2 separate regions of the Homo sapiens genome follow, and region 2 is linked to region 1. The links are chromatin contacts, found by Hi-C in ENCODE. All regions are on one chromosome and are shown on one strand. Each heading gives the region's core, a stretch centred on a gene start or an enhancer-like site at or near the end of the contact. The rest is flanking DNA. Distances are from core to core; before and after follow the strand shown. Region 1 holds the start of NRAS (NRAS proto-oncogene, GTPase). Region 2 holds the start of WARS2-AS1 (WARS2 antisense RNA 1).

Region 1 (2,986 bases), core at 487-2,986:
TATTTATTTTTTGAGACGAAGTCTCGCTCTGTTGCCCAGGCTGGAGGTCTGTGGTGTGATCTCGGCTCACTGCACCCTCTGCCTCTGGTTCAAGCGATTCTCCTGCCTCAGCCTCCTGAGTAGCTGGGATTACAGGTGCCTGCCACCACACCCAGCTAATTTTTGTATTTTTAGTAGAGACGGGGTTTCACCATGTTGATCAGGCTGGTCTTGAACTCCTGACCTTGTGATCCGCCTGCCTCAGCCTCCCAAAGTGCTGGGATTACAGGCGTGAGCCACCGTGTCCGGCAAAACCCTTTATTTAAAGAGCCTTAGGTGCCACTTACTGAAGACAATCTGTACCATGAACTCTCATAATAACAATAGAATCCCTAAGTACTATTACATAGTGCTTTACCATTCATAAATAACTTAAATATATTATTTAACTTTCCATAACATCCCTGTGTGGTAGGCAGGACAAGTTTATGGTAATTTAAAACATGAGGAAAATGAGGTTGGGAGAGATTCAGTTGCTCAATATCACACAACTAAATAAACTGCAAACAGGGACCAAAATCCTAGGCATAAAGACTAAAAATCTCAAGTTCTTGCTACTCCAATCATCTGGTCTCAGCTGCTTCAACTAGCTAATAAATAAATATTGAAGAACACTCATCTCTGAATCCTTTATCTCCATCCTATTATCTCCCATACAATCAGACAGTCTCGCTACTATGGCCTGTGTTTCTCATGTAATAGAGCTGTTATATATGAAGAAACTCATGAATGAACTCAACACTGAGTTTGCAATAGTTTACAGAACTGTTAAAAACTGGACAGGTTTTAGAAACTTCAGCAGCTAATAAAAATGAACTGTTCTCTATAAACACGTTAAGCTTATTGCATAACTGAATGTATACCCAAAATAACTTTTTACTTTCTCTCCTCTTATTCCTTTAATACAGAATATGGGTAAAGATGATCCGACAAGTGAGAGACAGGATCAGGTCAGCGGGCTACCACTGGGCCTCACCTCTATGGTGGGATCATATTCATCTACAAAGTGGTTCTGGATTAGCTGGATTGTCAGTGCGCTTTTCCCAACACCACCTGCTCCAACCACCACCAGTTTGTACTCAGTCATTTCACACCAGCAAGAACCTGTTGGAAACCAGTAATCAGGGTTAATTGGCGAGCCACATCTACAGTACTTTAAAGCTTTCTATAATCAATGGAAATGAAAACCCTAGTGTGACCTTCCATTTGGTTCTTAAAGTGACTAGAGAACGCAAAAACACCGGATTAATATCGGCCTCACACTTCTGGAGTAGTTTTCTAGCAACCCCCATCCTTAGCTATTTTTCAACAGTCCTTGGGCCCCGCCCTCAGCCTAAGCAATGGAAATCCCCCTTCCTATTACTCCCCGAAGGCTTCTCAGCTCTAGCAGGAAGCCTCCAGGCCGCAACTCCTTCCCATTCTCCCTTCTGTCTCCAAAGATCTCCCCACGTAGGCACCAAATGGAAGGACCCCCGCCCAAGGCCTTTGTCTCCAGCTGATAGATTCTGCTCCATTTCTGGCATCAGTGAAACGCCTGAACATTCCACAGCCCAAAGCCGAACACTATGCATGAGATAAACTTACCTCAAGCTCCACTGCCTCTGCTTTGGACAGATTTAGGACCACAGCCGGGAAAAATGTTGGAGACCCCGGAACCGCCATGAACAGCCCCCACCAAGGAGCGGCACTTCCGGCCCCGCCCGCTACGTAATCAGTCGGCGCCCCAGGCGCCTGAGTCCCCGCCCCGGCCACGTGGGCCTCCGAACCACGAGTCATGCGGCAGGCCGCACCCAGACCCGCCCCTCCCACACGGGACGTTTCAATAATGAAAGCGCTAGGTGCTAGTGTCTCAAAAATCAGTAAAACTTTATTCGCTTCCATTCTTTCGCCATTAACAGAAAACTGGAGAAAGCAAAAATGTTTCGTGTTTACAAAGATAAACGGCCTCTTTACCCAGAGATCAAAACCTCAAACGACAAGGGGGAAGATAAAACCGCCCTCCCCCACATCCCCTGAGCTGACCCTTGTCATCTTAGACAAAGCCTTCAGTCCACTGGCCAGGGACCCTGTATATGGCCAATTCAAGAAGAGGGCCAAGAAATCAGACCCATCCATTCCCGTGATATAAAGTTGAACAGAAGCTACACCAAGGGTCAAGTGTCTGTATTTTACAGGACACAGTAACCAGGCGGCTACTTATAAAAAAAAACAAGATTCATTTCAGGCACAACTTTTTTATTTTTTTTTGTTTTGTTTTTAAATCAGTAAAAGAAACCGGGTCCTAGAAGCTGCAGTGATCTAAGCAGCAGCAAGTTTGTGCATTCATTTTTTTTGTTTTTGTTTAAATATGTTTAAATTATCACACTGCTGGCACTCCTCATTTGCATGAAATTCTGCACCATACTTACTAATTGTAGTAAAGTTACCCCCCAACCCACGAAAAAAAACCTACTCTGGAAGAAAATTTTCACTGAAATATAACCAAACTTCTTTAAGTGGATTGTGACAAGATTATAAATGATATGAAAAATAACATTTTAAAATTTGGCCATCAACTTTAAGAAATGGTTTGCCTATACAAATTTTTGTAATTTTTAAAAGATAATATATTCTACCCTCATATGGTCCTCAGAATTAAAGCATAATGAACAGGAAGAAAAAGGAAAAGAATGCAACTGAGTGCTAAGGCAGAACATCTTGCCAGAAGTAATTAATGAAGGTAGAGTATATAATGAAAAGTGCAGAATTTCATAGGGCCAACAAGATAACAGTCTATATTTTTCACTTACACAGGCAAAGTGGATTCTGCAATTACCAGTTGCGTTAAATGCACCAAATAAAGCTCCTAAAATTGATACTATAAGGCGCCACCTTAAGTTTTTCCAGGCTGCAACTGTGCATTATTTAAAATGGTTTTCTTAAATTTATTTATTTTTTTAAACATAAC
Region 2 (2,986 bases), core at 146-2,645, 4.4 Mb after region 1:
TCTCTCTCTTTGATTCTCTATTCTCAAGACATCTTCAATTCTTTAGTTTGGAATAAGGGGAAGTTTGGGTCTACGGCTTAGCTACTTTGATAGCATAGGTGTTAATGTGCTATAAATTATAAATAATCATCTCATTCTAGTTCTGCAGAATCAAACCCTCAAATTTCAAGGAGAGGAATTTTTGATAAATTTATCTAATTTTGAATTGTCTTACCTAACATTGCTGCTGAAATTTAAGGTGACATTTGAATAGTTGTTTGCTGACAAGCAGCTTTCCGGTATATATTAATATATTAGCTTATAAGAATTTTGTGAGGCTCACATTAATAAAAAACGGAAGTTCAAAAAATTTATGACATGACTAGAAAAATAAGTTGAACTTAAATTTTGGTTTTCATAATTACTCTCATTGGCTTTGTTTTGGCTTCATAATCATGGAACTATAGATTTTCCAGAGGTTGAAAGAACATTAACGTGTCAATCAGTCCAGCTCTCTTCCTCCACTCAATATGAGCAAAAAAAGAAGAAAAGTCCCAGAGAGATTGTGACTTGTCACACAGCTGTCAAGTGGCAGACCAAACCCTTGACCTCTAGGCTACCTTCCTGTCTAGCGCTGTTTTCAACACAACAGTTACAATAGGTGCGACATCCTCACACCTACTCATTATGGCAATACATATGCAAATGATGCCGGGAAATTACCTAATAAAATCACATTCTCTCCTTTCTCTCTAGTTCCCAGAATATATCTCCCGTAGATAAAGTATGTCAAAGTGCTTGCCACTGAGACTGTACTTGGAAGACGTTTGGTAAAATCCTGAATAACTGAAAGGGTATCCCCTCCCCCTGACTTTTTTGCTATGAGGGTAAAATTCCAAATATTTAAGACAATTCCCAATAAGACCAGGCCGCGACATGGTCTCCGTACGACGAGATTAATGGTAACAGCAGTGTTGTCAAGCGCAGGACAGGACAAACTCTGTAGCAGCTTGCGGTCACTCTTTCACAGCCTGCTAGATAGAGCAGTGCTGTGGAGCCACCAGGAGCAACCAGAATGGAAGATGCACTGACACTTGCTCAAGTACCACACTGCCAACCTGCTGCCCCGACCCAAGCTGCCCAATGCCTAACAAAACTTCTCTACTCTCTCCGATAGCCCCTTAGCGTGTTGTTAGGGTAAGGAGGGTAAAAACAGTAATAAGACCACAAGAAGAGCAGTCTCTAAAACAACCCGTCTCTGAAAACATCACACGCGGGGTAGGCTCACCGCGTTGCCCGGCAACAGCGGCGGCGCTCCGCTCCCAGAACTGGAGGTGGCGGCAAGAGGTCAGAAAGCGGCGCGCTTTTTCCACCAAGAAACCTTTACGTCATCACGTATCCTTGCAACGTCACTACGCTCTGAGCAGGCCGACAGTCATAGACGAGTAGACCTTAGGCGAGGGAAGGCATGTACTTTCCCTAAGAAGCGGGAGGAGAGAAATAAATAGAGGGCAGTGGGATGAGAAGAACCTCGCGGGATGGGAAGCCGCGGAGGGAAGGGCCGTCTTTGGTTACCTGGAGAGCGGGAGCAGCTGCGGATCCCTTATGAAGTGCCCGGATGAAGCTCCAGCGCTCACGCGCTTTCCGCATTGAGTGCAGCGCCATCTTGAGAAGGGCGGAGCCGTCTTGTTTGGAATGACGTCTGTTCAGAGAGCCAATCCCAGTCTCGCGACTCCTGCTTGCTGGGCGCGGCTTGGGCCTCCAGGCTGCGCAGCGCAGCCGCTATCGGGCGGACTGCAGTTCTTGCCGAGCAGGTGGGGACAGGAGCGGGGTGGGGCTTTAGTGTTTTTCCCTGGATCCCTTGTCTGCTCAGCCTTCCTGGAAGGAGAATTTCCTTGGGGGTTATTAGTAGCAACGCTTTAGACTGGAAGAAAGTCAAGTAGGCTGCATTTCTGATCTTAGCTATGTGAAGGCAACCTTTAAAAAGTTTGTTTAGAAACTCCCAGTTCTCTTAGAGGGTAATATAAGTGGTCTTTTTAGACATGTGTGGCCTCATTTCCCTTTTTTTTCTTTGAGACAAGGTCTCACTCTCGCCCAGGCTGGAGTGCAATGGCGCGATCTCGGCTCACTGCAACCTCCACCTCCCAGACTCAAGCTATTCTCCTGCCTCAGCCTCCTGAGTAGCTGGGACCACAAGGGTGCGCCACCACGCCCGGCTAATTTTTGTATTTTGGTGGAGACAGGGTTTCACCATGTTGCCCAGGCTCTCTCAAACTCCTGAGCTCAAGCCAAGCCATCTGCCTCGGCCTCCTAAAGTGCTGGGATTACAGGCATGTGCCACCGCACTGGACTTATGTGGCCTTATTTCATTCGTCCTGTAAACTTTGTTGAACCCTACCGTAATGTGCTGGGCACTGAAGGTACAGAGAAAGACATATCTTGTCTTCAAGTTGTGTACAGTCTAATAGAGTAGCGGATAAATAAATGATGTACACTTAATAGGTGTTAAAGAAGCAAGCACCGCAAGTTTTAAGGAGGAGTGGTTATGACTGTGGTGTTTCAACCTAGTCTAGGGAAGGCTGCAGGAAGGTTATACCTGATGGAAGAAATTGTTTTGTTTGGGGTTATGAGAAAGTTTAATACAGTTTTTCTGCTTCTGTTAATTCACCTAAAAATCTCCCAGACAGATAACGAGTGTTTCAGTAAAAATATAACTGGAAGAAATTCATGACAATTCCTTTATGTGTTTTGTTTATAATTCATCCAGCTACTGAAAATTACCAAGGAGAGGTAGGAGATAAGAGATGCCTATAAAGGAGCTGAAATCTACCAGGGTAAGACAAAACAGTAAATTAAAACCATATAGGATAATCTTGTAGGTATACAAAGTACTGGTGAAGTTCAAGTATAATTGGTGTAATTTAGAAGTGAGCAGGAAAGGGATGAAGGCAAAAAAAAAACTAGGAAATCAAGTTATAGTCTTCAACAAAGCTGATCAGTTTGGTTT

Evidence for each region. A loop is a pair of places that touch in the nucleus more often than their neighbours do. Pooled maps may share reads with other maps.
Region 2: a loop to region 1 is called in a pooled map, with 16 times the contacts of the local background. The contact joins the promoter of WARS2-AS1 here to the promoter of NRAS in region 1. A Hi-C loop is called at or near these places in 7 of 50 pooled maps.

Annotation. Positions count from the first base shown.
Region 1 is chr1:114,715,035-114,718,020 of GRCh38, forward strand. NRAS (NRAS proto-oncogene, GTPase) reads right to left here and starts at 1,737. Exons shown (of 7, transcript NM_002524.5): 1 at 1,624-1,737; 2 at 1,016-1,143. The coding sequence starts at 1,126. CSDE1 (cold shock domain containing E1) reads right to left here. Exons shown (of 20, transcript NM_001007553.3): 20 at 1,882-2,986. RefSeq lists enhancers at 1,433-1,532, 1,543-1,742.
Region 2 is chr1:119,139,001-119,141,986 of GRCh38, forward strand. It overlaps WARS2-AS1 (WARS2 antisense RNA 1), which reads left to right and starts at 1,396. Exons shown (of 7, transcript NR_125975.1): 1 at 1,396-1,793; 2 at 2,747-2,813. It overlaps WARS2 (tryptophanyl tRNA synthetase 2, mitochondrial), which reads right to left and starts at 1,653. Exons shown (of 6, transcript NM_015836.4): 1 at 1,555-1,653. The coding sequence starts at 1,644. RefSeq lists an enhancer at 1,425-1,734.